3 separate regions of the Mus musculus genome follow, and regions 1 and 2 are each linked to region 3. A link is a loop called in an ENCODE intact Hi-C map of the cell type or tissue named here. Cell type or tissue: left cerebral cortex. All regions are shown on one strand. Each heading gives the region's core, and the rest is flanking DNA. Links, peaks and the distances in the headings are about the cores only. Region 1 has its middle 45 kb from the start of Gm22544. Region 2 holds the start of Tmem184c (transmembrane protein 184C). Region 3 holds the start of Prmt9 (protein arginine methyltransferase 9).

What was found. Peaks named below come from ENCODE experiments on the same cell type or tissue, not always from the same donor. Only the 100,000 strongest peaks of a DNase experiment are listed, where the experiment ranks them.
Region 1: it touches region 3 in a loop (4-fold over the local background); 2 of 42 quality-filtered maps call a loop at or near these places.
Region 2: a loop joins it to region 3, with 5 times the contacts of the local background. A loop is called at or near these places in 3 of 42 quality-filtered maps.

What each region holds. Positions count from the first base shown.
Region 1 is chr8:76,061,987-76,072,566 of GRCm38, reverse strand. No RefSeq gene overlaps it. Among named protein-coding and RNA genes, the nearest start is that of Gm22544, 45 kb to the right of the region's middle. In left cerebral cortex, for the core only: a CTCF peak has its summit at 4,656 (motif pointing left); a DNase peak (open chromatin) is centred at 4,650.
Region 2 is chr8:77,605,042-77,615,621 of GRCm38, reverse strand. Tmem184c (transmembrane protein 184C) reads left to right here and starts at 4,969. Exons shown (of 10, transcript NM_145599.4): 1 at 4,969-5,519; 2 at 9,205-9,335; 3 at 9,422-9,458. The coding sequence starts at 5,397. Gm39200 (a long non-coding RNA gene) reads right to left here and starts at 3,541. Exons shown (of 3, transcript XR_878939.2): 1 at 3,393-3,541. In left cerebral cortex, for the core only: no CTCF peak of the experiment used is centred there; a DNase peak (open chromatin) is centred at 4,837; H3K4me3 peaks cover 1,818 bases; H3K27ac peaks cover 797 bases.
Region 3 is chr8:77,544,310-77,554,889 of GRCm38, reverse strand. It overlaps Prmt9 (protein arginine methyltransferase 9), which reads right to left and starts at 5,493. Exons shown (of 12, transcript NM_001081240.3): 1 at 5,154-5,493. The coding sequence starts at 5,342. In left cerebral cortex, for the core only: a CTCF peak has its summit at 4,502 (motif pointing left); DNase peaks (open chromatin) are centred at 4,523 and 5,503; H3K4me3 peaks cover 1,668 bases; H3K27ac peaks cover 925 bases.

The DNA of each region.
Region 1 (10,580 bases), core at 1,447-9,446, 1.5 Mb after region 3:
TTCTTCTTTTTTAAACAGAAGTTTAGTCTTAACCACAAGAGATTTTAAATTAAATGTAGGAATGGTGTATATATTAGTCATTTGCCTGATGGCTAAACTCAAGTATCTGAAATCTAAATGCTGATATATATTTTTATTAGACCCTCATATGCTACATATATCACAACCACAAAGAATGTGAATGTACTCTAGACAAATTCTCAAGGGAAGGAGACAATGTTTTTTAACATAACACCTCAGCTGTCTCTATTTCTAGAAATGATGAGGAAGAGAAGCCTAGAGTCCAGTTTTCACTAGATTCTGCATGTCATTCAGTTGTCACTCAGAAGTGGACAGCTGAATTATTGATGATACATTTTTCTTGGAAGGAGAATTGGCCTGATGTTCAATTGTTTACTGACTATAGTCAATAGATTGGCTGGGTGGTTGGGGTCTTAGAAGGGCAGGCCATGCTAGGAAAGTCGGTGAGAAAGATATTTGGGCAAAAATTATGAAGGTAGTTATCTCCAAATGTGCAAAGAGTGCAAAGATACCAATGTCCCAGGTAATTGCTTATTACAAGGTGACTTCAGCAAAGGAATTCAATAATTAAGTAAATGGGATGGCTCATTCTATGGATTGTCAATCTCTTTCTCCAGCTGTATGTTTCATTTCCAAATGAGCCTGTGAACAAAGTGGGCATGTTGGCAGAGATAAATGCTATGCTTGGGCTCAATAACATGGCTGAACTCTCCACAGCTGTTGCTGACTGCCAGAAGTGCCTGCCATCAAAATAAAGTTTCAATAAATGATAAATATTTTAAAGGTTTCATCATTGATGTGGTCTTCATAAAGACTAGCAAGTCAGTAGAGCTCTCTAATTCTTATTTCAGCGCAGAATCAGGCAACTGAATTAGGGTATTTCTATACTGACAGAATGATCTGATGAAACAGTCAGAAGTTTCTATTAATATTCAAGGGCAATAAACTGCAAGCCAACATTACAGAAGAGTGAGGAAGTCTTTGTGATTCTGAAACTAGAGGAAAACAATTAAGTTAGAAGGCAGGTGGAATGTAAATAAGCAGGCAACCTGCTGAGTTTTCACTAAGTACTAGCAAGTGGGAGGCAAGTCAGACTATTCCATTCACAACATAAACTAACCCTCATGCTAGAAATTAGCACATTAGCATGTCCAGAATTTAGATTCATCTCTGCAGGTTTTCTGTTCCTTTCACCCTTCCTTGCTTTAGCACCCATAATTGGCAACGTGGTAATGATAATTAATAGTAAAAATTCTTGAAATTCTTCCAAGCTTTATTTGAGACAGTCTCCATTAAATACCAATTCCCTCATGAGTTGCTAGCAATGTGAATGTAGTGCCACTAAAAACTGTCCACGTATGTACTGTCTTCTAGGACATGTAGGCGTAAATATTCTTAAGAAAGAGTCTTTGGTTTCAAGATTTTAATACAGTTGGGAATCTGTTATTTAGGCTTCTTTATGAGTGGAAAAAAACATTAAAAAAGGACACAGAATCATAAACAAGTGTATGTTTCTCAATGCTGCTGCATGAAGTTTTCACAAATTTGTTGAATAGGGGTGCTTGTTCTGGTTAGGGGGTCACAAATCTGGTATTGGGCTGGGAATGAGAGTGCATGCTCAGCATCCCACACTCAACAAACTGACAATGATATACATGGGTCAGCCAGGAGCTTGAGGATAGCCTGAGCTGTTACCACATAAACAAACAAGCCAATGTAAGAACTATCGTTTCTCATGGTTGTGCTCCCTTTAGAGACATGAGGACTTCTTCCTGACGTTGGACAATTTCTGAGGACTTTCTCTAGTCTCTGTCTCCATTCCCATCACTTCCTGCTCTCTCTGTGTTCTGAGTCTCCTCCACATGCCATGGAACTCCCCTCTACAGGTTCTCCTATATGGATAGTTGTCATTGTATTGAGGTCCTTCCGCTGGAAATGTCAGGATGTTCACATCTCAAGATGCTTAGTATGGGTAACATTTTCCAAGGCTCTTTCAAATAACATAATATCTTACATGCTTTATGACAGCATGCATCGATGTATGGGCATATCTTTTGGGAAGGGACACAAACCAAATAAACTCCAACAAAATAGAAGTTTACTTATCTCTGGTATAAAATTTTGGCAAATAGTCGAAGAATGATATGATTCCCTGCACTGTGTCTGTAACCCAGACTCCTATTATCTTGTTAGCTCACTAAAAGCAGCATCCTTTCTGACGTCCATTTCATAATTCAAGATGCTTTTTTTTTTAGTCACATCTGATCTTGAGCCAGTAGACGGAGACGAACAATAAAAGAAAGAGCCAGATTCAAGTAAAAGACAGATAGTGCAAAGTTTCCTGATAGTGTGTTCATGCATTTAATTAATATAAATAATATATCATCTCTTTAATTAATGTATGTAATAATGGATAATATATTTTCCTGGCAGTGTATGCATACCCTTACATCTGTACCTCTTTACAACAATCACCAGGCAGCCATGTGAGCTCCATGAGAAGTTAGAAACATTCTCATTCTGGGAATCCTTGTGTTCAGCTGAAAGTTGAGAGTTTTTTAAAATGGAGAAGGTCATGTGGCAGAGACTGCTGGCCAGCCAACATGGCTCTTTCCTAGACTCTTGGTTCTTTTCTACCTTAATAAAGGTTTTGATACTCATGCTTCTGTTTCACATACACCTCCATCTTCAAGGTGGCTACACCATCTAGTTTAGACTGAAAGAATCTGAACAGAGATCCTTCTGAGCTTCAGCAAAAAACAATAAATGTTCCTAATGAAAGCTGGGGCATGCCCTATGTTTCAACTGGGGGAATTTTTTTTCTATACAAACTGAATTTTCAGAAAAACCAAAGAGGTGCTTCAATGATGTCCCCTACTCTTTCTTTTTTTTCTTTTTAATTAGTTATTTTCTTCATTTACATTTCAAATGCTATCCCCTTTCCTAGTTTCCTGTCCAAAAGTCCCCTATCCCCTCCCCCTGCCCTGCTTCCCTACCGACTCACTCCTGCTTTCTGGCCCTGACATTCCCCTGTACTGGGGCATATAATCTTCACAAGACCAAGAGCCTCTCTTCCCATTGATGACCGACTAGGCCATCCTTTGCTACATATGCCGCTAGAGACAACTACAAACTCTGAATTTGAATCCTTTCTTGGTGATTTAAACTAGCTTCCCCATACTTGCAGGAAGTGCCCTCTTTTAAAACATATTTAATGTGCTTTTCATTATGTGTATATTGGGGTGAGTGCACAGGAAGACCCTGGAGCTGGAGTTGCAGTCAGTTGTGTGCCACCTGATGTGGGTCTGGGAACTCAACTTCAGTCTTCTATGAGAGCAATTAAGTCTTCTTAGACACTGAGACATTTCTCCAGCTCCAGGAAATGCGTTATTATTACTTAATTATATTTAAATAATACTAGACCATGAAGTTAAAAGCATACATGAAAAGATAGTAAGGCATAGTGAGTAGCTTGTCAGAGGGAGAGAGTGCTCAGTCAGAGGAAGAAGATATCTCTCCATCAAATAGTCTTTTAAAAAAAATTTATTGGATATTTTCTTTATTTACATTTCAAATGCTATCCCCTTTCCCGGTTTTCTCTCACCCGCCAGAAACCCCCTATCCCTTCTCCCCTCTCCCTGCTTTTATGAGGGTGTTCCCCTATCTACCCAGCCACTCCCATCTCCCTGTCCTGGAATTCAAAGCTGGTTTCTATGTAGTGTAAGTGTTGGTGGGTTTTAACAGTGTGAAAAAAAAAGAACCTCAAGATTTAATTGGTCCTTCCTGACCTTTAAACTTCAACTCAGATTTGCTGTTCACTGGTTACCTGCAATTACCTAGCTTCCCCCTTAGAGATTATGGAGGGATGCATCAATTCTGGGAGTCCTATGTTACAATGTTCACCTATTATATTTTGTGAATTTTTCTGGAGATTAGTTTGAAAAGGAGGACTAGAATACTAGAATACTAGAATTTACCCAAGAATGTAAAGAACCATTGGAGGGATATACAGATAGGTTTGGAAGAAAGGGCGACATGAGTTAGTCAAAGGTTGAGGAGAGAGTTTGAAAGGCTCCTGCCATGTCGGATAGTGCTCCATCCATTGTGGTCCTATTATCATCAGAAAATTCATAACACTGTTGAAATTGTTGGAATAGCACTTACATCACTCTTAATGCCATACGATGCAGACAACAGCCTTAGTCACAGACAAGAAGGTTCACATATTTAGACAAAAAACATGGAAAACATCTGATCCTCCAAAATCTATTTTAAAACTCCACAAAATCTATGCAGTACAAGGCTCATTTATGGTCAGTCATTGCTCTCTTGAAGGCAGACAATTATTTTTAATAAAATTTGAGTACCCTGTGTACGAGTACTATGCACCCAGTTACCAAGGAAAGATTCACTCTCACTGTAATAGCAAAATGGTTGACAGAAATATTACATAAGGCAGTGAACTTACTACTTTCATGTTAGATTCAATAACGTTTTGCTTTAATTATTTTATTTAAAATACTTAAATATGTGTACAAACATCCTCTGTATTTTTCTATAAGTTACAAAGCATCAGAATTCCCCACCTGGGCATAAAATATCTGGTGTTTACTTGAAACACACTGCCATCTGGTGGTAGGTGTTGAACATTTCAGATACGGAGTCCCTGGGCTCCCAAGACCAAATACTCAAGGAAAATGTTTGAAAGATTAAAATAATAATAAAAAAAGGACTGACTGAATTTAAAATAATCTGTTAAAATTGACACATAACTTATATTAGCTAATACCAGTTAAGATTGAATTGCCTTATGAATCAGTTGATTCTTAGCGTAAACCTACTTTTTCAAGTTGTGTCATATGTAATTTATGCTTTTCTCTTCATTATTAAATGGAAAATGAAATTTTTCAGACATTATATTTTGATTAGAGTTTCTTTTCTCCAAGCCCTTCCAAAATTCTCTCCACATCCCTATCCACTCTGAGCCCTTTCTTAAACTTTCTCCTTAGAATAGAAACAAGCATCTGAAAAGACAATCATAAAATAATTTAGAATAAAAATCAGCAAGCCAGAAGAGGACAAAACAAACAAGCATAAAAGGAAAAATATCCAAAGAAAATTCACAAGAAACAAATATAAACTCTGAAACACACATTCACACATACAGAAAACCCATGGAAACAAAATAGGAAAAAGATTGTGAACTTTAAAAACAAAAATACTCAAACCATTATGAGAAAAAAAAACTGCAAAAGTGCCATTGAGTTTGTTTTGTGCTGGTCATGTACTGCTGGTCTGTCCTTAAGTGTGTTTCGTAGACCCAGTGAGACTCCGTTGGAAAGTCTCTTTTTCCTTTATGAGAAAGTACCAATTGGAGACGGCTTCTGGGATAGGCATGGGGGCATTCACTCACGTCCATTCTCAACACTGGGACTCCATCTGGCTGCGCCCTGAGCGTGCTTCACGGTCTCTGTGACGTTGTATGTGAATCAGCCCTGCCTGAGTCTAGGAAGACTCTTTTTCCTAATCACCCACCCTATCTGCCTCTTACAATCTGTCTTCCTCATTTTCTGCAATTCCCTGAGACATTATCCAGTTGCCTGTCTCTGTGTGTCTTCCTGTCTCCTGCAGGAGGAAGCTTCTCTGATGATGGCTGAGCAAGTCACTGCTCTGTGAGTGCAGTAGGATGTCCTTATGTTTCATTATGTTGCTATATTCCTTTAGGAGAACAGTAATTAAACTTTTAATTTCCCATGTACATCAATTTTCAAACTTCACTCATATTCATTATGGGACATGGGTGTTTTTCATTCTCACACATAAAAATGAGGCTCAGATAAGGGAAACAAATCCGTCAAATCCCAATTTTTGTTTTATTTGTTTTGTAAATTACTGAAGCATATTACAGACTCTGTTTCTAGTCCGTTTTCTTCCTGATGTCTTCTCCTTCTGTGAGAATGAGGTAAGGTGTCTTCACTTGCTCTAGACTGAAGACTTGAATAAAGTGATGTCCCAAGCCTCCCAGTGCAGGCTGGATGAGGCTGCAGCATACAGGATGGGAAAAGCAGTGAACTCCTACAACTCTGCTTACCCTTCTTTTTCTGTCCTGACTCTCTGCTTGCTTTATTCTCTTTCTCTTTGCTTTGCTCTACAGTTACATTTTAGGATTTATTCTTAAAATAAAGGTCAGCATTTTAACAAGAGTACACCCCACTTCTTAGTGGACCTGCAGGGGTCCCTCTGTCTGGTTGATCTAATTCTTTTAGAGTTAATCAAAGTGATATTTAAGGTGGCATCTTTGATGGAGCCTCTGGGTGACTTATGCCATCCATATCAATGAGACCTTTTCAACCATAATCTTTGATTAAGTGATCTGTGAGTACAGTCTTGAAATTTAATTTGGTGATGTTTCAGAGACTAACTGAAGCAACAAGAATCCCACTTTAAGATCATTACCAGTGCTAACTTTGTAGTGCTATGGAAGATAGAAGAAAGGTCTACTGCTTGTCTCTCCTTGAGTATGACTTGTGGGCATGATTCTACATTGATCAGACTCTGTCAGAAGGCTTCTTATTTTTTTTTTATCTATGATATTTCACCTTGCATGAAGCAGTTATTATTTAAAATCTACCTAAACGAATGGATGCTTTCCTGTATTGTCAGCCCATATTTTGACTTTTATTGTACAGTTTCTACATTAGAAAACTTAGGACAATGAGTTCAAAGACCATTCCAAGACCTAAACTGGAATGTATCTGTGTGGTATTCTCCTAAATAACCTACTGGGAAAACACAGCAAACATAATTGGGAATCTTTATTGGTTTGTCAAGACAATTTAAAGTATGGGAGTTGAAAAGTTGATCTGCAAACACTTTGCCTTTTCTTTACCTCAGGTATCATAACGCTACTCCCCATGACCACGTTTCTTTTTCTGTTTCTTCTACCCTTCAACTGCAGGAATTAAGATCTGGAATTAGAGAGTGGATAACAAGTTGAGAATGATGGATTAGTCTCTCCTCAGCTTTGTTCTCCATAGCTGTTCAGCATAAATGGCCATGTTCTTCTAAACTAGAGATGTGAGGCACAGAAAAGGATCGACACTCCCTTTCCAGTGGCTCTTTTCAAACATCAGTGATGATCACAGCTGCTAAACACAAATGATGGCACAGAACGTGACAGAAGATCCCGTAGCCCCATTGCCCTCAAAGGTTCCTTAAGGAGTTACTTATTTTTCTTGAAGAGCACCATGCAACAGTAGTTCACTAGAGATTTCACACTCATCACGAATCCTGTGGAGACTTGACTAAGAAGTAAGAGAAAGTCTGTGGTGCTGATCAAGCCCCAAATCAGACAATATTGCTGGGGAGAGTGCAGCATGATGAAAAAAATGAGGGGGCATAAATCAACTGAAGGGAACTCGGAGGCAAAGACCTTCATTTTTTAACAGCGCAGATTAAAATCACCAAGCTAATAAGATCTGCTCAGGAACCGAGAAATGTCATCCCAAAGTGTGGAAAATGTATCACTCGAAAGTAAGCTCTGTTCAGGTTGGTTTATAAATATTAGTTATTCACTGAAAACAGACTATTAAACTTACAGTTTTGCTTAAAGATGGTACATAGTGAGAATTCCCTGAGGTATATCTTATTTGTGTATTGATTGCGTTTTTTAGAACAAGGAATAAACAAAAACCACAGAATTTGTATTAGGTTCACAAATCTTTCCTTAATTTTGACACTTGTCTCTCTGATCCTAATAATGCAACTTTGAGGTAACTTCTCCCTGATCCTAAATGATTGAAAGGTCCTCTACATCAGGTCAATGAACCCTTCAGATACTGCTATCATCTGATTGTCAGTAGCTGCCAAGATATTGAAAGTTGGTTAGTAAACAGAAGAATGTTGACTTTGTTTGCATATGTGAAAAGCAATTGTCCAATAGCACATATTTCAGTAAATGTCATTCTTGGAATTGAGGAGGTATACTGTAGGCACACAGCTGTGCCTTAATAGTCAGATGCTGGATTTGAAATTGTCCAGAATATATACAGTGCCCGTTGAGAATGAAGTGAAGAATGCTATTCTTCCCAGGGAGGTGCATTAAACGTTTAATGTATGCATTTTGTCCGTGGAGTGTAATGAGACTGAAATGCACATTGGCTTCAGAAGAATTCCAAGGTTGTCGTTGGTAAGAGCCTAACAATTGGCTCAACTGTCTTCCTAAATTTCTTCATCTTTGAAAGTGACCCTTTAGCTCTCCCATGTCTCTGTGATCGCTGTGAGTCTTGCTCTTTAGGCTCCATTTCTGTCTCCTTTCATGTTTTCCCTAATCTTCTTTCATCCATAAGAAAGACTCATTACTTTACATATGCAAAATCCAAGGTCTGTGGCCAAACAGCTTCCCAGTTTATGAATTCAATCTTTATTTACGAAGAGGTTCAGTACAGAACAGGAACTGCAAATCATGTAATGCACCTTGCATTCTGCTTTTAGAAACAAAACACACATGGAAGGAGTTACAGAAACAAAATTTGGAAGTGTGACGAAAGGATGGACCATCTAGTGATTGCCATATCCAGAGATCCATCCCATGATCAGCTTCCAAATGCTGACACCATTGCATACACTAGCAAGATTTTGCTGAAAAGACCCTGATATAGCTGTCTCTTGTGAGACTATGCCTGCCGGGGCCTAGCAAACACAGAAGTGGATGCTCACAGTCAGCTATTGAATGGACCACAGGGCCCCCAATGGAGGAACTAGAGAAAGCACCCAAGGAACTAAAGGGAACTGCAACCCTATAGGTGGAACAACAATATGAACTAAGCAGTACCCCGGAGCTCTTGTCTCTAGCTGCATATGTATCAAAAGATGGCCTAGTCGGCCATCACTGGAAAGAGAGGCCCATTGGACTTGCAAACTTTATATGCCCCAGTACAGGGGAACGCCAGGGCCAAAAAGGGGGAGTGGGTGGGTAGGGGAGTGGGGGTGGGTGGGTATGGGGGACTTTTGGTATAGCATTGGAAATGTAAATGAGCTAAATACCTAATAAAAAATGGAAAAAAAAAAGAAACACGTCCCACACCCTTACATGTGCTGAGGGGAAATGTGAGAATGGGCTTAGTCATTAAGGACAGCAGGCTAATCTTTCAGGAATAAAGAGCCATTTCTGAAATCCTACCCTCTGCTTTGGGATAAAGACCCTACACCCATAAAACCTGTAAAAGAGAACAAAGGTGAAAATTTACACACTGAACTAATTTTGGTAAATGACTAGGGCAGTTCATTAAGATTATGTACTCTGGAAGTTGTCAATAAGAAAAACAGGAAGTGGGGGGAGAGTATGGGGGACTTTTGGGATAGCATTGGAAATGTAAATGAGGAAAATACCTAATTAAAAAAATTTTAAAGGTTAAAAAAAAAAGAATATGTATGGCGATGCTTTTGTGCCTCATCATCGCATTTTTTGTAGTATAGCAGTCAAAATACCACATGTGCTCACATTCAGAGGCATGGGAAACTGATAAAAATATGTATTAGATTATATTGCAAGTATGATGGTTGTTATGAAAAAAAATTCTGTCATTTCCCTTGAGAGTCTTAGGGTTAACTTTTTCCTCCTGTGATTTTGTTTTGCATTGCAAAGAATCAGATTACTTCCAGAAAAAAAAAAAGCAAAAAAGAAAAAAACAAAACAAAACAAAAACAAAAAGCAAAAAAAAAAAACCACGGCACTTAAAGGGGAAAAAAAAATAAAAGGAAACAAGAAAGGCATCCACAAAAAGTGCAGGCTTGAATGCATAATGAATGCTTTTCAGTCCATTGATAGACAACCCTTAAAACAAAGCATTGTTGTGTGAAATGTTCTAGAGAAGAGAACTCAAGAGTTTATCAAATGAGTTATTGGAAAAGAATTTTTTAAATCTGCCAGAAATGTTGCAGGCCATTATTGCAACTTATAAATTATTTATTATTCTTAGACATGTCATAAAGTCCAATACAAATAAAAGAAAAATGCTGACAAGACAGAAATATCACTGTGAATCTGGAGAGAGCTTCCTGAAGCCTCACCAAAAAAGGTCCAAGAACCCGTGCACCCTGCCCGCTTCAATTTCACTATGTACATATTTTGCTCCTGTGTATGTTAAGGTGTCAGCATTTTTCTTTGCAGCCAGCCCACTCTTTTCCATTTTCCTTCATATGTCTAAGCACAGAAATCGTAACACACAAACTGTGTATGTATGTGCATATGTATACATGAGCATGTTTACAAGAAAATTTAAGTAAATGGACCAGAAAACTGATCATAACGACATCTCTAACGCTAGCCTCAAGCTCAGAGGAGGCTTTGCTAACGTAACAGTTGCTCTTTCCCATGCCTGCTTCAGCTTGTTCTAGAGTCTTTCTTCAGAAAACTGCAGAATTCCCCCCAGCCCTCCATTCCTATCCAACAGCAGATCGATACAGTACTGCAGAAGTAGTTTTTGTTTTAACAGTAGGAGGACATCACCTATCTGACTATAAAATCTTTCCCTCCTTATTTACTTTAAACAGTCTTG
Region 2 (10,580 bases), core at 786-8,785, 61 kb before region 3:
GATTCCCTGGGAGCTTCACGTCATAGACCTTCACAATCCCTTCCTGATACTCTCACGTCCAGCCCCCCTTACTGTGACCTCCCCCCCACCCCAAAAAAAGTGAAAATGAAAATAAGGGGGGAAAAATTAAGCTCACTTTGTGTTAACTATATAGTCACAGGAGATCATGGTCAAACTCTCAGTGGCCCATCCCTTAGATAGACCTGGGCCCTTCCTCACCCACACATTTGCCAGAAGCCGTCATCTGAAGGCTGTTGCTTGTGGGAGATAACAAGCCACAGGTTTTCTCAGGGGTAGAGAAACAGCAAGTGGGTATGCCAGGAGCGATGCTTGCCCTGACAGAGCTGATGGGAAGCCACATGGAGATGCCTGCTTAAGCTTCTGTAAAATGTGACTTATTTTCTGGGAAACCAGGAATGGACCTGACCAGAGTCCATCTCCCTGGCCAGTATTTAAAGTTTGCTTCAAATTTGGCTCAAAATTGTGATAGTGATCTTATTCTGGCCTGGTGGGATTAGCATCTCCCCTTGTACAGGCCTGAGATTTCTTTGGGGATCATCACAGTTTGGCATGCGATGCACAAGTAATATTTCATTTTTATTTAAAACTGTAAAAATATTTCAGTATTACTTTTTTATTTCTCACTATAAAATATCCAGAATCATCTGCCTTGCCACAAAAAAAAAATTCTCTTGACTTTTCTAGGTAATACAATTTCTATTATTTGAAGTTACTAGGGTTTTTCTCAAGTCAGATGTGATAGCTCAAATCTGCAATTCCAGCCCTCCGGAGGCTGAAGAAGGAGGATTGAAAAGCTTGGGGCCAGCTGAGATACAGAATGAGACCCTATCTCAACACACACACACACACACATATGAGAGGGGCTTTCATTCTCTTTCCTTTTAGCCTGCACCTTTATACTCCAGAAGTGTCATTTAAATTGATCTGAAAACAAAACAAAACAAAAATGTTGGTGGAAATCAATAAGAACTGGGAGGGTATGAAGTACTCAGTTGGTAGAGTAGTCGCCCAGAGTACATGAAGCACCAAGTTTTAAACCCCAGCCCTTGGTACTTCAGGCCTGTAATCCCGGTACTCAGGAGACAGAGAAGGGTCAGAAATTCAAAGTCAACCCTAGTGATGTAGCAAGTTTGAGGTCAGCCTGAGATACAAAAGGTGGAGGGGAGGGAGGACGGAAGGGGAAGAGAAAGGGAAGGGAAGGGAGAGGGCAGAGCAAAAGGAAGGGAAGGGAAGGACCTTCCCTACCAGATGACTGGAAAGCTCATCTGGGGAGCCACGATTTTCACAGGAGGTAATTTCTTACTGCTCGGGTTGTTTACACCTTCAGAGGGTTCCCTCCTCCATAGCCATCCGCCTTCATTACTGAAATCTCTGGGGTGACAGAGGATACTTTATCACTGTTCTTGTGAGGAAACTAGAGAACATGGTAGTCATGAATCCCGTAACTCTAGTAACACACCTTTGAGGGGAAAGGTGACAGCAATTTAAATATTTATCTCAGTGGTTTAAACACAGACCTTAAAAACCCAGTACTCTTTCCCTCCTTTCCTCTGTCCTCCCCAAAACCTGCTTCCTCCTGTCCCATCCCCAGCCCACACCCAGACCCCACACATACCCCACCCAACCCCACTTCCCCACTTTGTCCACCCATGAAGTCTATTCTCTTTCTCCTTCTCAGTGAGATTCACATTCCGGACGTGGGCCCTACTCGTTACTTAGCTTCTTTGGGATTGTGGGTTGTAGCACAGTTATCCTGTACTTTATGGCTTACATCCACTTATAAGTGAGTGCATACCATGTTTGTCTTTCTGTGACTGGGTTACCTCACTCAGGATGATCTTTTCTAGTTCTATCCACTTGCAGATTTCATGAGGCCATTGTTTTTAATAGCTGAGTGATACTCCATGGTGTAAATGTACTACATTTTCTTTATCTATTCTTCTGATGAAGGACATCTAGGTCGTTTCCAGTTTCTGGCCATTATGAATAAAGCTGCTATGAATATAGCTGAGCAAATTTCCATGTGGTATAGGGTCATCCTTTGGATATATGCCCAAGAATGGTATGGAGGGAGCCTACCCCGACACGGCCTAGAGGGCCAGGACAGAGAGCTTTGGCTGTCCAGGAACTCTCTCTTTAGACCAGTCTGGCCATGACTGCATAGAGATCCACCTGCCTCTGCCTCCCATGTGCTGGAATTAAAGGTGTGTGCCACTATCACCCAGCTAAAAATCAAATGGTTCAAGAATTTTATCTTTTCTGAGGAACTCACAGTCTAAGAGAAATGGACCAACATTTAAGTTAATGGTTCTGACAAAGCATGAAGGATCATGCTAGAGTGGCAAGGACCAGCCACAGCATGGAGAGGGGTTCTGCGAGAAGATGTGTCTGGGGACAGCGAAAAGAAGGACTTGAAGTCAAATCCTGGATACAAGCTGATGACCTGTGTTCTGTTCAATATTCTAAGAGATCTCTCTGTTCATGTCCTGCTTGCTTGTATGTGTGTGTGTGTGTGTGTGTGTGTGTGTGTGTGTGTGTACATGAGTATGTGTCTTTTCTCCAAGCAGTTCTTGCTTTTTATCATAAAACTTCTCTGGATAGCTCATCTCCTGCAGAACACAGGTCCAATCTTTTATTTTACAAATCAATCCAGTCATTTACAACCAGGTTTCCTTTTGATTATCTTATAAATCTGCATCCAGAGACCCCAGCCCTCTGATTCTTTTTTTTTTTTTTTTTTTTTTTTTGGTTTTTCGAGACAGGGTTTCTCTGTATAGCCCTGGCTATCCTGGAACTCACTCTGTAGACCAGGCTGGCCTCGAACTCAGAAATCCGCCTGCCTCTGCCTCCCGAGTGCTGGGATTAAAGGTGTGCTCCACCACACCCGGCTCCTCTGATTCTTAAGTGATAGCAAGCATACATTTTTTTTCCTTAACATTGCAAAAGAATTCAGAAATTGGTCTGCTTCTGTAAAGCACAGACAGTAAGTTACTTGGGTGGGACCCTGCCCTGAAAATTACCATTTCTACCACACCTGGGCCTAACCTTGATCTCAGGAATCTTCCTGCCTTTGTATCTTTCTGATAAGCTGGCTCATAGTGAGCTGCTTTTATTCCTTTAGATTCATGAAGCCCCTCATAATTCATATTGCATCCTTATATTTTGCATAGTTGAGAAATTATATGTATTTTGAACTCATGTATTTAGAGTTCTTTCCCACAGCCTTAAGGGCTGTCCTGAAGGTCCCAGTGTCTACCATTTTGCTGAGACATAGCCACAGCCTTGGCTCCTGGATTCGAGCTGTTTCTAATTCTCACTGAGTCCTTAGGTTAACTGGGAGGACATCCCTAGGAGGAATGTGAAATACATACCCACAGCAGCCATCACACTCATGGAGGCTCACACTGGAGGACTTGTCCCAAGGGCAGGAACCATGTCACTCTGTCCCCACCATAGCCATACCGGGCTCAGCACTAGAGTGCAGAAATAGATTTCAGAAATTGTGTAAAAAATTGGCTTCCTATGAGAAGGAATGGAGAAGATGGCTATCAGAAGCAGTAAGAGTGTGGCTGGACACACAGAAACAAGTCCTGTTAGACAGCCTATCCAAAAAGACTGCCATTTGCCAAGAAATAAGTAGTGGTGATAAGCTGTAAAGCAAGAGTTTTCCCTAATTTTCTGAACTTCAACAGTATACCAAGATTTCATTAATGGTTAGGAATTTCCTTAAAACCAACTATTTTAACTTATAGTGTAGACCAAACTAAAGTCCTACAGCCCCTTTAAGGAAATGTGCAAAATGGAGATCACAGGAGAAAGACTGCAGAAGTCAGACTCCAGGCTCTGGTAACTGAGGAATGTGATTTCATCTGTATACTTTGAGACTCTGGTCCATGACATTTTGTCCAGATGGCTAATAGGCAGAAGTCCCCTGGTTGCAGGTGATGGCAAATATTTAAACATCAAGCAGAGTCCAAAGTCAGAGAAAACAGCTCTATTACTTAATAGGTACTATTAATCACTTGACACTTTTCTCATCTGTGAAACAGAAAACTACCCATCGCTACTCGGTACTTTTATGCAGATCAACTCATACAAAATGGGTAGAGAAGTTAGTGTTTGATTTCAGAAAATGACAATATATGCAGTGTTCAGTGTCTAGTCGGGACTCAGATGTTTGCTTGTTCCCTTGATTTAGAAAGAATTTAAGATCCCATGTGTCATTGATCTGTAAAGCTATACAGCTAAAAGCTTTAGGTGTATAGAACAGATGTCAGAATACCAACCTTTTAAATCTTAAATAAGATTTTGTTTTTTTTTTAACTCAAGTTTGAAACGTGAACATTTCATATTGGCGGTTACTTTCAAAAAAGCTATTCTTAGAATGATTCTTCTGCCGGGTCTAGAAATTATGCAGACAAATTCCTCCTTAGGACCCTAAACTCTAGCAACTGACTGAAATCTAACCTATTCTGTCTTATTCCAGCGGGCTTCCCATTCCACCCCTAAAGACAACTGGGAAGCCTTCTGAGAAAAATAAAGCTATTTCAAGTTCCACTCCACAGTGACTGCCCCTCACTATGACTTTTCTTTAGATGGAGTAAAGTCTCAGGAATGTAGCGGGTGTTTCTGAAACGTCCCCAGTTCCTACAACTTTCGGAGCCCTTTTAGGGAACCACTTAGACTAGGTAAATTAGAGATGCCAGAAATCCGCCGCTACTCTCCTTCCTGCCCTTGCCACGCCCTCTCGGTAACCTAGGTTACAGCCACGCCCTCCTCCGTAACTGACCAATCACAATGCTTTGCGTTGCGGGACAAGGTTTAGCTCAGCTTGAAACTCAGAGCAAATCATTTGCTGCAAGCATCTGATCGGAAACGGAAGTGGAATAGTCGGCGGAAGATGAGTTCTGAAGATGAGTACTGTAGAGGTTCCAAAGCCGTGAGTGAGGAAGTTCTGGGCCGGGTCTTCCGGGGGCGGAGACTAGCCTGCCAGAGCTGGACTAGGGAGAGGGCTGGTAGGGTACCAGATGCAGGTCAGACCCCGAGTGCCTAGAATCCCTAGTTTACCCTGATAGTCCTCGGGGTCACGATGCAGCGGAGACTCTGGGTGACCTCCAGGTGAGGCGGAGGCGACGCCGCGGCGGCACTGAGTCCATGCGGGTTGGCCGGCGAGGATGCAGCCTGCACCTGCGAGCATCCCGAGCGGCCACCGCTGCAGCAGCCGCAAACACAGAGCGACCCGAGAACGCGGCGCCAGCGGCTAGTAAATCTTTTCCTATAGGGCGCCAGCGGAGAAGACAACCGAAAAAGCGAACTTGCCAAATTCTTGGTTTGGTTCGATTATTCAGCTACTCAAAGAGAATCTGTTACAGAACATGCCTTGCGCATGTAATCGGAGTAACTGGAGGAGATGGATCCGACCCCTGTTGGTACTTTTTTACGCAACAACCATCCTGGTCGCGGTTCCGATATGCATTTGGAAGTTTCAAAAAATGAAGGTAAGAGGGTCCTGCACCTCTACCCTTTCTTCCGCTGGTTGACAGAGTTCCTTTGTCTGCCTTCTAATGCTTGAGGTCTGAAAAACATTTCGTCTGTGGACATTAAACCAACCTGACTGGTTTTATTTAGCCGCTACAACTGGAGGTAGGTCCGGGTCGAGAAACAAATAGTTAAAGCACCTACTTACAATGGGCGCTTTCCCAATATTCATCAGTCCCAGAAAGAACTTTATTCTTGAAATCAGATCTGCTATGCAGGTACTAGGGCTTGACCAGACCAAATAAACCATCTTAAAAACTATGTTCTGGATTTTATAGGCTTTTAGCCGGTTTTCTGGAACCAAAGGATTCTTGTTAAATTGACTTTGCTAATTAACTTTACGTTTGAAGTTACAAGTTTTCTTTGTTTCTTTCCTTAAAATCTCCTGTAAACCAGGCTGTTCTGGATTTTGCTTTGTAGACTAGGATGATCCTCCTGCATCCAAACTTCCCAGTGCTTGGATTACCGGTGTATCCATCATTCTGTTTACTCAATGCAGGGATTGAACCCAGGGCTTTGTTTATTTGAGGCAAGCACTCTACCATCTGAGCTTCATCCCCAGACCTGAAGTTACTCCTTAACCAAAGCAAAAATTTTACAAACATCCCCTGTGTGTTCCTTTATATTTAAAAAAAAAAAAAGGTGTATTTGTTGGTGTGTTCGTGGGATGGTCCAGTTGTGGAGGTCTGAAGGTGGACAACTTGGAGCAGTTGGCTCTGCTCTCTCATCATAATGAGTGCTGAGGACTGAGCTGAATCTATCAGGGTTGGAGACAGGCACCTACCAGCTGAGACATCTCTCTGGCCCTCTTTGTTGATGTCATGTTGTGACATTAGTAAAGTATTACAAGCTGGATAGCTAACCTATGTCTATAGTATATCTATAAAGTGAAAACTTAGAATTAATAACCAAAAAGTACTTTTATTAAGAAACAGTTATTTTGGAAGAGTTATGGCAGACCAGGTAGATGCATACAACCCACCCCCCTTTGATTATGGAAAATATTTTAATCAGTGTGTCTAAACATATTCATAGGATCTTTTTGTTCACTAAATCTTGTTGGCTTTTCTAATTATAGTTCATATAGGTGTTTAAGGGTATTAAATATGACATTAAATATTTCTCATTTGTTATGTTTTTAGGCAATTTGAGATTTGTCCACCCAAATTTAGGTCTAGCAATCTTAATTTAAATGTAATTTCCTCACTTAGTATTCCTTGGAATACAGTATAGAAAGGGAAATGAAATGTACACAAGCATGGCCGCCTGAGCCTCATCTCTGTAACCCTCTCGAATGGTGTTTATGGCAAGATGGAAGATGGAAACAGACTTGCCTAGAAGCTCGACAGCCAGCCAGCCGAAATAAGAGACCCTGCCTCAAGGTGGAAGAAGAGCTGACTCCCCAGTGTTGTCCTCTGACTTCCACACCTGCACACCAACACTCACACACATAAAAGCACACGTTTAATACATATGTGTGTATGTGTGTGTGTGTGTTATATCAATCATAAACAGTGCTTCAACAGGAATTCATGTTTTACAGTCAGAAAACTATTTTGGAGTCGAATATCATGGGCGTGAGTGTGATTTCGGGTTGCAGATGGCCATGCTCTTGCTGAATCCTCACATGGCTCAAGCACCTCTTTTTGAGGTCATCCTCCCTGAGACTATGACCTCATTTCACCTACATCCCTTCCTGTCAGCCTTATCTCCAAGTATGGCCACTTGCACTAGGTGTTGTTTCAACAAATGAATGAGGCGAGGCCAGCCCAGTTCCTAGTGGTCAGACTTTACACATTGTCCACAGTTAAAAGAATGCTTGAGATTAAGTACAGACAGAAGGACCCGGCACCAGTGTTTCACAGGGATTTACAGAGAGGGTTTCTTTTTTTTTTTTTTTTTTTTTTTCCATTTTTTATTAGGTATTTAGCTCATTTACATTTCCAATGCTATACCAAAAGTCCCCCTTACCCACCCACCCCCACTCCCCTACCCACCCACTCCCCCCCTTTGGCCCTGGCGTTCCCCTGTACCGGGGCACACAAAGTCTGCGTGTCCAATGGGCCTCTCTTTCCAGTGATGGCCGACTAGGCCATCTTTTGATACATATGCAGCTAGAGTCAAGAGCTCAGGGGTACTGGTTAGTTCATAATGTTGTTCCACCTATAGGGTTGAAGATCCCTTTAGCTCCTTGGGTACTTTCTCTAGCTCCTCCATTGGGAGCCCTGTGATCCATCCATTAGCTGACTGTGAGCATCCACTTCTGTGTTTGCTAGGCCCCGGCATAGTCTCACAAGAGACAGCTACATCTGGGTCCTTTCAGTAAAATCTTGCTAGTGTATGCAATGGTGTCAGCATTTGGAAGCTGATTATGGGGTGGATCCCTGGATATGGCAGTCTCTACATGGTCCATCCTTTCATCTCAGCTCCATACTTTGTTTCTGTAACTCCTTCCATGGGTGTTTTGTTCCCACTTCTAAGGAGGGGCATAGTGTCCACACTTCAGTCTTCATTTTTCTTGAGTTTCATGTGTTTAGGAAATTGTATCTTATATCGTGGGTATCCTAGGTTTTGGGCTAGTATCCACTTATCAGTGAGTACATATTGTGTGAGTTCCTTTGTGATTGTGTTACCTCACTCAGGATGATGCTCTCCAGGTCAGTTGGGGCTTCTTCTGGATATATGCCCAGGAGAACAGAGAGGGTTTCAAGGGGGACGTTTGAAGTGTCCACACTTGCCACCCTGTCTGTCACTTCTCACAATAGGAAGGCAATTGGGGGCTCAGTAATTCCACTGCACTTGGAAGGGCCAAAGCCAGAACTAAATTGTTTAAGTAGGAATGTATGGTAGAAACATAGACTCGGGAGAATAAATGGGTTTTGAAGATTTTTGACTCTAAAGGAGACTGAGAGGACATAGGCAGAGAGGGGCGAGAGTGAGGGAGCTTTGGAGTTGTGTGGTTGATTTTTAAAGTTAGTCATTAGCTAGAGCATATCCCCAAGATAGCTTTAGTTTTTTATGTAATTATAAAGTTATTTAATCCTCTTAGAATATAGAAAAGTGTCCCTTTTTACTGATGAGAACACTGAGGTGGAGGCAAGTCCCCAAGTGACACTGTGCTAAGGGCTCGTGCCTGTAAGAGAGACCGGAAACTTCCTTCCTAATGGTACTCTGCAGACACTTCGGCTTCATGCGTGGTCATCACTCAGGCCTTCACATATAACAGCAAGCGAGAGTCAATAGAGAGAGTAAATGACAAGCTAGGAGTGGGTAAAGAACTTGTGTGTGTGTGTGTGTGTGTGTGTGTGTGTGTGTGTGTTTGTCTGAGGAGGGTTGTTTTGTGTGACAGGGTCTCAATATGCAGCTCTGGCTGTCCCAGAGCTCACAGCGCCATCTGCCTCTGCCTCCAAGGAACCCAGAACCCACTTCTGACGTCAGCAGATACCCGCACTCACACATGCATATATGCATCTAATTGTTTAAAAGGAAATCTTTTCTTAAATGTTACTAATTATTTGGGAAATAACAAGACAGTATAACTAACCAAATGAAAATTTAAGAAGTACAAATATTAATCTTTATAATTTTATTATCAGAATGTGAACAAATGTGGGTTCGGTTTTTTGTTTATTTTTGTTTTTTAAGGTTGGAATGCACACGAAATCCTGGTTTATAGCTGGAATATTTCTGCTGCTAACCATACCCGTGTCATTGTGGGGAATCCTTCAACATCTGGTACATTACACTCAACCTGAACTTCAAAAGCCCATAATAAGGTCAGCTCTTAATATATTTGCTATTACTGATATTGACTGACTTAATTCTTAAACATTAAATTTTCTTTATGTTTTACTTTCCATAGGATCCTATGGATGGTCCCAATATACAGTGTGGATAGTGTATGTATATTTTATTATATTTCATTAAGAACTTTATAACATTTAACTATGCCTTCTAGAGAATGCTGAATAAGGTAATGTGCACACAATATTGGCAAAGAGAGATTAATAGTGAATTTTTTCACTATTTTATTTGGGGTTTTTTGGTGTGTTTTCAAAACAGGGTTTTGTGTAGCCCTGGCTGTCCTGGAACTCACTCTGTATAACAGGCTGGCTTGGAGATCCACCTGCCTCTGCCTCCTGAGTGCTGGGATTAAAGGCACATATCACATCATCTGGCTGAAGACATTTTGTATATCTAATTGCCACAGTAGTTGTATCTACTGTGGAAAGTGCCCCCCCGCCCCCCGCCCCCAACCTCTTTTCTTCCTTCTCCCCTTCTTTTGGTATAAATAATTGAGTCAGGAACTAAAAGGTATAATAGCAAACAATCTGCATCCTTATCAGAAACTGAAGCATGGGTTCAGCCAACCCTGGAGCAGAAATATTCAAAACAACCCCCAGCCCCTTACAGACCAGACCAGATCAGACTGGCCTTGAACTCAAAGAGATCCTCTTACCTGCATGCAGCACTGATATTCTATCAGGTATTGTAAGTCACCTAGCGCTGACTGTGAAGAGACTTACCTCATTCATGTGCTGCTGCTGCCCATTTTCTATGAGGGACCTGAGCATCAGCACATTTTAGTGCCTGGATGGGAGGAATTCCCTGTGGCCACCTAGAGCTGAAGGTAATTTACAATACTACATTCTTAGATACTTGCATTTTTCTTCATAATTATATTTTACCTTTCTTACTAACATTAAAAAAACATGTGAACTTGGCCAGTTATAGTGGCAAACACTCAGGTAGAACTCTGAGTTAGAGGCCAGTCTGGTCTATATTGTGAGTTTCAGAACAACCATGTTACATATACCCTGTTTCAGAGAAACACCAAAAAGAAAGAATGTTTTCAGTGGGATTTTTTTTTTGTGGCCATATTTTTTCTTAATTTCAAATTATTTTTGAGAACTCAACTAACTTCTGATCTTGTGTTCATTATTTACCCCAGACGCTTGTGGTTTTGTTTAACTGTATGCTTGACTGCACTTTAAAGCATGCTTGCAGGACCTCGGTTCTAG
Region 3 (10,580 bases), core at 1,379-9,378:
ATCAACCAAAGGGCATACATGGTCTGGACCTAGATCCCCCACACATATGTAGCAGATGTGCAGTTTGGTCTTATTGTGGGTCCCAAATAACTGAAGCAGGAGCTATCTCTAAAGCCGTTGCCCTTCTGTGGCAGCCATTCCCCTAATTTTTCTGTCTTGTCTGCCTCAGTGGGAGAAGCACCTAGTGCTGCAGAAACTTGATGTGCCAGGTGTAGAGCTATCCAGGAGGAACATCCATTCTCAGAGGAGAAGGGAAGGGGGTGCGGGGAAGGACTGTGGGAGGGAGACATGATGGGGCAGTGATCAGGATATAAAGTGAAGAAAAAATGGTTTTAAAACAAAAGTTTAAGTAGTTTAATGTGACTGAAGTATGGATATAGGTAGCGAAGAGAATATCAGGAAAGCAAATTTCTGCAAATGAGGCTTTTGCAAAAAAAAAAAAAAAAAAAAACAAAACTTTGTTTCATATAAAACCAAGCCAGTTTCTAAGTCCTACTAGAATGCTGGTCATTACCAGTTTGTTTGTTTGTTTTTAATACATAACTACATAACTAGGATAGGGCCTCATATAATCCAGGCTAACCTCAAACTCGGTATGTAGCTGAGAGTAACCTAGAACTTCTGACCCTGCTGCCTCTACCTTCCACATGCTGGGATTACAAGTGTGTACTGCCACACTGGGTTTAGACCTCGTACATGATAGGCACAATTCTACTAATCGAGCTACTTCTCCCGCCACATGCTTTATTTTTACACATTTATTTTTTTCTGTGCTGCAGGCAGAAGCCAGAGCCTCACACACAGGGCCATTCTATGGCAAGCTGTTGTACAGGCCTCTTCTCCAAGACAAACCACTGACATCTTAGAGGGGAGCTTAGCTGGGCCACCTACAAAAGATCACACCAGATGGACTTACTGTTTAAATCCCTTTCAGAACGGCAGGCTGGGTCCTGAGACCTCGCCTGAGTACTCTGCTGCTCCCCACCACCTGCTATATGCAACTGTCCTAACTGCATGGACTCATGGATAGTCTAGACCTTCCTAATGCTGGGACCCTTTAATACAGTTTATCTTAGTTATGGTTTCCATTGCTGTGAAGAAACACCATGACCAAAGTAACTCTTATAAAGGCAAACATTTAATTGGGGCTGGCTTACAGTTTCAGAAGTTCGGTCCATTATCATCACAGAGTAAAGCAAGGCAGCATCCAGGCAGACATGGTACTAGAAGAGTTAAGAGTTCTACATCTTGATTTGAAGGGAACCAGAAGGGGACTCTCTTCCACAGGCAAACAGAAAAGGGGCCTCTTCCACACTGGTCAGAGCTCAAGCACTGGATCTCATAGCCCACCCCCACAGTGCCTCACTTCCTCCAACAAAGCCATACCTATTCCTACAAGGCCTTACCTCCTAATAGTGCCACTTCGGTGGGCCAAGCATATTCAAACCACCACGTACCACTCCCTGGCCCGTATAAGTTTGTTCAAACATACCTAGCCATAGCATAATGCAAAATACATTTAGAACAACTTCAAAAAAGTCCCCATAGTCTATCACAGTCTCAACAATGTTTAAAGTGCCAAAGTTCAAAGTGTCTTCTGAGATTCACAGTCTCTTAACTGTAATCCCCATAAAATCAAAAGGCAGATTACATACTTCCAATATCACAGGATATACATTACCATTCCAAAATGTCATACTGAAGAAATATTGGACCAAAACAAGAGAGAAAACCAGCTGGGCATACTCCAAACTCTGCCACTCTATGTCTGGTATCAAAGCCGTCTTCAGGTCTCCAACTCCTTTCTGCTTTGTTGACTGCAACACAATTCCTTTCTCTTTGGATGGTTCCACTCTCTGTTAGCAGATTTCCTCAGCAGATAGCCTATGGCTCTGGCATCTCTAACATCTTGGGGTCTCCAAGGCAACTCAACTTTACAGCTTCTTGTTCCAATGTCTGGGATCCACACATGATCTTTTAGGCTCCTCCAAAGGTCTTGGGTCACCTCTCCAGCTCTGTCCTCTATAGCACTGTAGGCTCTGGTTGATGCCTGTCCATACTGCTGCTGTTGTTCTTGGTGATCATCCCTTGGTACTGGCGTCTTCAATACACTAGTGTCTTCTGCTGCCAACTAGGCTTCACCAATAGCCTCTTATAGGCTCCCTTCATGGTACTAAGCCCTAGCTTCTTTGCATGACCTCTTCAGTCCTAAGCCGTCAACTGCAACTGAGGCTACACCTTTAGCCATGGCCTTCCTTTGCTTCTCACAGTCTTAAGCCTCAGTTGCTCTTCATGACCCCTTCATACCTTCAAAACCAGCACCACCTAGGTGATTCTTACACATTACAGCTAGAGTACGAGGTACAATTTTGTCTATCTCTGGAACACAGTTTCTTTGTGATCTCAGAAAAAAGCTCCCAGAATCCTTCACCTCAGTGATGCTATAGGCTTAGGTTTTTCAAAACCTACTTTAATAAGGGTTCTTTAACACTTCCACCTCCCTTCTAGCACACCACTCACTAGAGGTAGGGGAAAAGAAAGGTTAGTAGGAAATGGGGGTGTGCACCTGTTTAAAAATAGTTCTTCGAGGCGATTCCAATCTTCATTGTTAGCAGTCCAGTCTACTTGACAAACACCAAACACGAACCAGCAGTAGCAGTTCAGTTCAGAAGAAACCATAAGGCTCTGCAGTCCATAGGCTCAGCAGCAGTCCATAGAAGCAACAAGAAGCAGCCAGAATATGATGGGAAGGTCTTTGGTGGGATATTCTTTACGAAATCACGACAAGTGGCACAGTGCAAGGTGAACCAATGCAAGAGCTTCCATCACACTGTCTGTGTGGTCATATTTATATTCTTTCTAATCTCCCCGCAGCTTTCATGAGTCTGCTTCAGCAAAACATCCTCTCTCCTGTGTCTGCTTCAGCAAAACATCACATGACATAACTGAGTCCCCAAAGAAACCATAAATTTCCACTTTACTAGTCTCTTCTTAACCACCGCTAATTTCTTCACTCCAGCTAACCAGCATCAATTGTCCCAGTAACCCCTTCTATTCTTGACTATAAAGTTATCCCTGCTCAGTAAAGGCTTTCCAGTGCAGCCTTTTGAAGTAGGAGCGTTCACACTCCAGTAAATAACCCCTCATCTGTCCTCTGTAAGTAAGCCCAGTGAGCTCACCGCTTCCTGCAGAGACCTGTCTGTCTGTCTGTGAGATTTTAGGAGGAAGGGCAGGTACAGCTTATGTATTCCCCTGAATAAAATTTTACCAACACAAGCACTCCACTGATGATCTACATGCAACCAAATTTTATATGTATTTTCAACACACACTATTTATCTTGTCTGTTCTCAGAAGCAGCAGCTAGAACTGTGCAAAGAATTGTGTTGGTCCACTATGATAAGTTATTTCTCTCCCAGTGAAATGTGCCAACTCAAACCAGGTTAGATTAATCAAATGTAGGTTTATTGGGAAGCTGCTCTCAGGTGGGCGAGTTCACTGGCCCCAAGGAAGGAGGCCAGGGAAGCTGCCATGGGGATGGTGGGAAGAGGAACGAAAGAAAGGGTTTAGGAGCAGAGAGAGAAGGAGGAGAAGGGGGAGGGGACCAAAATGTCTAGGTTATATAGGGAAGAGCCTCTGGGGAAGGGGCAGCCCAGCCTCTGGGCTGGAAAGTTCAGGGTTGGGGGCAGGATATGCCAGATAGAGACTGAGGGATGCTGGGAGAACCTGGAGGCCAGATCCACTTTGATATGTAAAATATGCACCTCAGTCCCTTGTCAGAAAACAGACACACTATTCTACTGCTGTCTACACAGAGGAACACACACTATTCTACTGCTGTCTATACAGAGGAACACACACTATTCTACTGCTGTCTACACAGAGGAACACACACTATTCTACTGCTGTCTACACAGAGGAACACACACTATTCTACTGCTGTCTTCTACACAGAGGAACACACACTATTCTACTGCTGTCTACACAGAGGAACACACACTATTCTACTGCTGTCTACACAGAGGAACACACACTATTCTACTGCTGTCTACACAGAGGAACACACACTATCTACAGCTGTCTGCACAGAGGAACACACACTATTCTACTGCTGTCTGCATAGAGGAACACACACTATTCTACTGCTGTCTACACAGAGGAACACACACTATTCTACTGCTGTCTGCATAGAGGAACACACACTATTCTACTGCTGTCTGCATAGAGGAACACACACTATTCTACTGCTGTCTACACAGAGGAACACACACTATTCTACTGCTGTCTACACAGAGGAACACACACTATTCTACTGCTGTCTGCATAGAGGAACACACACTATTCTACTACTGTCTACACAGAGGAACACACACTATTCTACTACTTTCTACACAGAGGAACAAACGACCCAACATACTAGCATATTTCCAAGTAAACCAACAGGTCCTGAAATTTCTTTGGACTACAAAAGCCTAATGCTACTGACATCTAGTGGGCAGAGGACAAACCGTGCTGTGAAACAGGAAGGAAGACACAGGACTGTCTGGTGCAAAATGTCACCAGTGTCAGGTTGAGAAACTCTGGACTAAACAAAGCAAGACTGTCCACAGCTTAAAACTGTATATGCAATTAAGTTACTTTTTGAAATTGAGATTCTAACATTAAAAAAAAAAAATACAGTAGTTCAACCGGTTAACTGATGCAAGTAAGACGAATCAACAAATATTAAAAGTTCCTTATGACTGAACACTTTATCCAACCTCAGGATACACAGCATTCTTTCTACACAAGATAATGCAACGCCTACAAGGCAGGGCTAATTTAAATTAGATACTGGAGGGGAAAAAGAACTACCCAGTCCTATCCCATTTAAAAGGCCTTTGGAATCTTAAGTGAGGCAGAAATTTTGAAACAGATGTGTGACAACTTTTGACTTTTGTTACTAAAACCTGGCTGTATTGAGATGGGCTGTAGGCTATAGTAATTCGATGCTTGGAGAGTCCGTCTCTGTCTCTGTATGTCTCGGTGTCTCTGTCTCTCCCTGTCTCTCGTCTCTGTTACACACACACACACACACACACACACACACCATACCCTGTTGTTCCTGCTCAGATCACAGGATTTGCTAGCCACTGAAAAAAATAAGGCCTCACCTTCACGTCGTCTTTTAGCTCTGGCGCCAGGCTGAGCACCAGAAGGTAATGGGCATAAGCAGTGCCGAAGTCCTGGTCACCTAGACAGTGCTCAGCACTCTGCAAGGACCGTGCCACCAGCCGGTCCCGGCCGGCCGCACCTGCGCCACCCCCGGCGCCCCGGCGGGGCCTGGGCCTCGAGTTCGGCATGGATAAGTCTCGCTCGGAAGCCCACGAAGGAGGATGGCCTCGTCCGGGAAAAGAGTCTCCACGGCGCGCTTCCCTGGGCCGGTCGCAGCAACTGGACGCACAGAGGCACTGGGTGCACACAGCAGGAAGCCCCGCCTTCCCAGCGGCGGACAGGGCTGCGCGCGCATCCTGCGGCGAAGCGCTGTGATGACGTCACACCAGGGAGCGCCCCGCGGCCCACTATGGTCTTGGAGTACTAGGCTGTAAAGTCATTTTCTGGAATGGGGTTTTTTGGCAGACTGCAACCAAAGGTTTCCACCCTCTCTCTGCCTCCTGGAGAGTGCGGCTGCGAATTCCAAACCCTGCTCTAGTCCTGCTTGTGCGAAGCTCCAGGCCTTCTGAATCTCATCGCACCAGACTCACTACTGCAAAACGAAATAAAAGCTCCTTAAATTAATCACTGTGTACTCTCCTAGTATTAAGTATTCTCACAAAACTCAGTGAGGTGGAACTTGGGATCACACTCTAAAAAAAAAAGGAAAAGGCCATCACGGAGAACTGCTTCAAGGTTGAACAGTGGGATGGGTACGGCCGAGTCTGAATTTCCTGATGACATGCACATTAACAAAGAAGACTGATGTCAAGTGTGGCCTCTAAGATATAAATCCAAACTTTTAAAGCAATGTATAGAAATTATAGCGAAAGCTATTTTTTGTTCCCATTTTGAAGAGATTAGCGGTGCATACAGTGGTTAACAATGTGAAATGGAGGATACACCATTTTGGATATTAAGCTAAAATTCTCCAGTTCTCCCAAGTCCATCCTTTATGTGTCTTTTTGCTTTCTCTAGTATCTTATTGTCTGATCCACTCTTGTAAGCAGATACCTATGTACCTAAGAAAGGTCTTCGAAGACAGGAACTAATCACAATTATTTGAATATGTACAGAACGACAATTTTAATATATCTTGCACTTGATGAAAAGTGTTTCTCCTGCTCTTTAATTTTGCCTATGTATTTTCCTAGCTATTCATATCGTCCTTGTTTGATGCTTTGTGTATTAAGCAATGTAGGATTTAACTATACAGTATTTAGTGAGATGGAAATACAGAGGCAGGCCTCTATACCTAATGGAACTGAGTAGAACATAAAGACTAATTGGCTTGTGGGAAGGGTTTTCTCGTTCCAGTCTAGCATCCCTCCCTTGAGACATTCAGACAGACCTAATAAAGCTCTCTTCCTGGCTTAATTCATAAGGGTGCTCTAACTATACAATGTAATAATCTAGAAAAGCATTTTACTTATATATACATAGTTAATGTAATTAATTGGCATTATCTAGAAACATTTAGAAATTATCTAAACCTTAAAAAATGTTATTACTCCCGTAAACATTTAACCAAAGATGTATAATGTTATTTGCATCCTGTATAATTTAGAGGTGATAGACTGAGGCTGGGTAGAGAGACACAGCCCAGTCCTTGACAGAGACTTTGGTTTGCAATGTTACAGAATCTAGACTCACCCAGAGTCCAACCTTTGGTCATAGCTGTGGGTGATTATCTTGATTGCTTTAATTGGGGTAGAAAAACTTACCTACTGTGGGTAAACACCTTTCCCTGGCTGCCATCCTGGACTGTATTAGTGGAGAAAGAAAACCCAGCAACAGTGTATACCCAGCACCCTCTGCTTCCTGACTGTGACAATGATTTGACCAGCGACTGCTGCTCTGGCTTCCCTACAATCTCTTTCTCCCTTAAATTGCTTTTGTCGGAGTCTTTTATCACAGCAACAGGAAAAGAAACTAAGAGAGAGAGAGTGGTGTTTGTTTGAACACTTGGTCCCGAACTGGTGGTGCTATTTGGGAAGATAGTAGAGTTTCCGGGGAGAAATTGGATCACTGGAGTCCAGCCTTGGGGTTTAGTAGGCTTATCCAACTCTCTTTCTTCTGCTTGGCAGTTCGATGAGATCAGCTATCTCTGGTTCTTGCAACCCCTGCCTTCTTACTATAAAGGATTGTGTTCCCTAAAACCGTACTCAGAAATAACCTCTGGTGATGGTTTGAATAGGCTTAGCCCAGGGATGGCACTATTAAGAGGTGTGGTTTCGTTGGAGTGGGTGTGGCCTTGTTGAAGAGTGTTATTGTGGGTGTGGGCTTTAAGATCCTCATCCTAGTTCCCTGGAAGTCAGTCTTCTCCTGTTTGCCCTGGGAACAAGATGTAGAACTTTTAGCTCTTCCTATACTATGCCTGCCTGGACTGAACCGCTGAACCTGTGAGCCAGCCCCAATTAAATTCTGTCCTTATAAGAGTTGCCTTGGTCATGGCATCTGTTCACAGCAGTGAAACCCTCACTAAGACAACCCCTCTTCCCATAAATTGCCTATTGTCCACAGCAACTAGATTAGTCATTCTATCACCATGTGAATTTCTGCTTCAGCTGAATTGCTTTATTTTGCAAACTATCTTATCCTACGGAAAGGCTTTCTTCTTCCACAGGGCAAAGTTTCCTATGTTCTGTTCTGATTTTTTTAAAAAAATATATATATATGTTTATTTATTATATGTAAGTACACTGTAGCTTTCTTCAGACACTCCAGAAGAGGGAGTCAGATCTCATTATGGATGGTTGTGAGCCACATGTGGTTGCTGGGATTTGAACTTGGGACCTTTGGAAGAGCAGTTGGTGCTCTTAACCACTGAGTTATCTCTCCAGCCCCTGATTTTTTTTTAATCTGTTCTGTTCCTTGACTTGACCCAAGAACCTGAAGCAGCTAGAGTACATGAATGGTTCTCAGAGGGGGCATGTCTCCATGACAGAAGCAGGAAAAGAACAAACCATAGAGAAATAAAGTTTCTGTGGGCAGCATTCCAGTGTCAATTCTTCTCTACTGAAGAATTTACTCATTACATCCTGCACAGTGCACCAGTTCTACTTTTATCAAGTCAGAGTTGAAGGTCCAGAGCTGGAGAGATGGCTCAGTGGTTTAGAGAATGTACTGCTCTTCCAATGGACAAGCTCAGTTTCCAGGATCCACATCGGATGGTTTACAAACTCCTGTAACTCTGGCTCTGAGGATGTGGTGGTTTGAATAGTTATGACCCCTATCATAGCCTCATATGTTTGAAAGCTTGGCCCATAGGGAGTGGCACTATTAGGAGTTGTGACCCTGTTGGTGTAGGTGTGGTCTTGTTGGAGGAAATGTGTCCCTGTAGGGACAGGCTTTGAGGTCTCCTGTAGTGACTGGTACTACTATGTATTCAAACGCTAAATACTAGCCCTCTGATACCTGCCCCCCCCCCTCACGAGGAGATCCTCAAGGATGAGGATACCAAATGATGTATACCTCATGCATACCAAATGATGCTATATAACTTTGCTCCCCAAGTTAATTGGTCAATAAAAGGCCAAAGTGTGCCGGGCATGGTGGCGCACACCTTTAATCCCAGCACTTGGGAGGCAGAGGCAGACAGATTTCTGAGTTCAAGGCCAGCCTGGTCTACAAAGTGAGTTCCAGGACAGCCAGGGCTACACAGAGAAACCTTGTCTTGAAAAACAAAACAAAACAAAACAAAATAAAACAAAACAAAACAAAGGCTAAAGTCTGTCATCGAGCAGTAGATAGAGGTAGGCAGGTTTTCAGCTACCTGACTGGGGATTGCAAGGTAGAGAGAGAGAAGAGAAAGAAGGAGACATAGGGCGGAGAAAGCCACCATGAGAGGAAACAGACTTTGAGCACATGGCCAGGAAAAACAGCAAGTAACGAGGGATATTGGGAAACAAGTCAATAGCGCCAATCTTGCCCAATCTAGGCTTAAAACTTGTAAATAAAGTACCTGGATTGTGTGTCTTTTAAACATGCTAGCAAGAATGTTTAATTCCTTCTGTGGTCTCCCATGTGGCACATAGGCTCATGGGTCAAGATGTAGAACTCTCAGCTCCTTTTCTAGTACCATGTCTGTCTGCAATCTGCCATGCATCCTGCAACGATGATAATGAAACAAACCTCCGAAACTGTAATGCAGCCCCAATTAAATGTTTTCCTCTGCAAGAGTTGCTGTAGTCATGGTGTGTCTTCATAGCAATAAAACCCTAAGACAGGGGATCGGGGGATCTAACATCGTGAACAGACATATGCATAATTAAAATAATAAAAAATACATCTTTTAAAAGAGAGAGATGGAGCAGAGACTAGGCAGGAAGTATAGAAAGGACAGAAAAAAATTAAAGAAGCCAGGTCTGATTATCTTCTTATCACCTCTAAGATCTACCTGTGGACAGTGACTACTGTAAAAAGATAAATGACAACCTTCCTTCCTGTAGCTCCTAAAATACTCAGATAACCATGGACTGCCAGATCTAAGATAAGAGGTAAGAAAAATAGGTCTGCTACAGGTCATTTGTGCTTCTTTATATATAATATAGTTTGTAGATACTATATGAGGTCTTTTGCAAAAGTATAACTGGCAAAATAGAACAAATACCTGGTCATCTTAAGAAACACAATGGAACTGAGCATGGGGTGCACTCAGGAGACAAAAGCTGGGGGGGGGGGTGTCTCTGAGTTTGAGGCCAGCCTGGTCTGCAGAGCCAGCCAGGGCTACACAGAAAAATCCTATGTCAAAAAAAGAGAAGAAAAGAAAAGGAAAGAAAAGGAAAGGAAAGGAAAGGAAAGGAAAGGAAAGGAAAGGAAAGGAAAGGAAAGGAAAAAGAAAAAGGAAAGTAAAAGAGAGAGAGAGAAGAAAAAGAAAGCAAAATAGAAAATGATACATGGTGTGCTTAACTCAGAAGCAAGTGGCAGAGAGGCTCACATAAGGCCTGCAATCTGTTAGTGGCTTGCTGGGACCTTCCTCTGGATCCTCTTATCTCAATGCAGCCAGGGTGGAGTGCCAGATAGCACCATGGTCTACATTGTCACAGCATTGGGGTCTCTGCCTGCCTGTTGTGAGCCTCTGCTTTTATTACCTACGAGGGGTGGTCACTCTGTAGCATTACATCATTGGATTATCTGTTACACACAGCTGACGTGAGCTGAAGAGCTGGTGTGAGCAGGCTGCTCCTCCAACTCTTATGTACGGCAGACAGTTGACATGAGCTAGCTGCTCCTTGCTGTAACACTCAGCCCAGTCTTGTTCTTTTTTGTTGTTGTTGTTTTGTTTTTGGTTTGTTTGTTTGTTTTTTCCGAGACAGAGTTTCTCTGTGTAGCCCTGGCTATCCTAGAGCTCACTCTGTAGACCAGGCTGGCCTTGAACTCAGAAA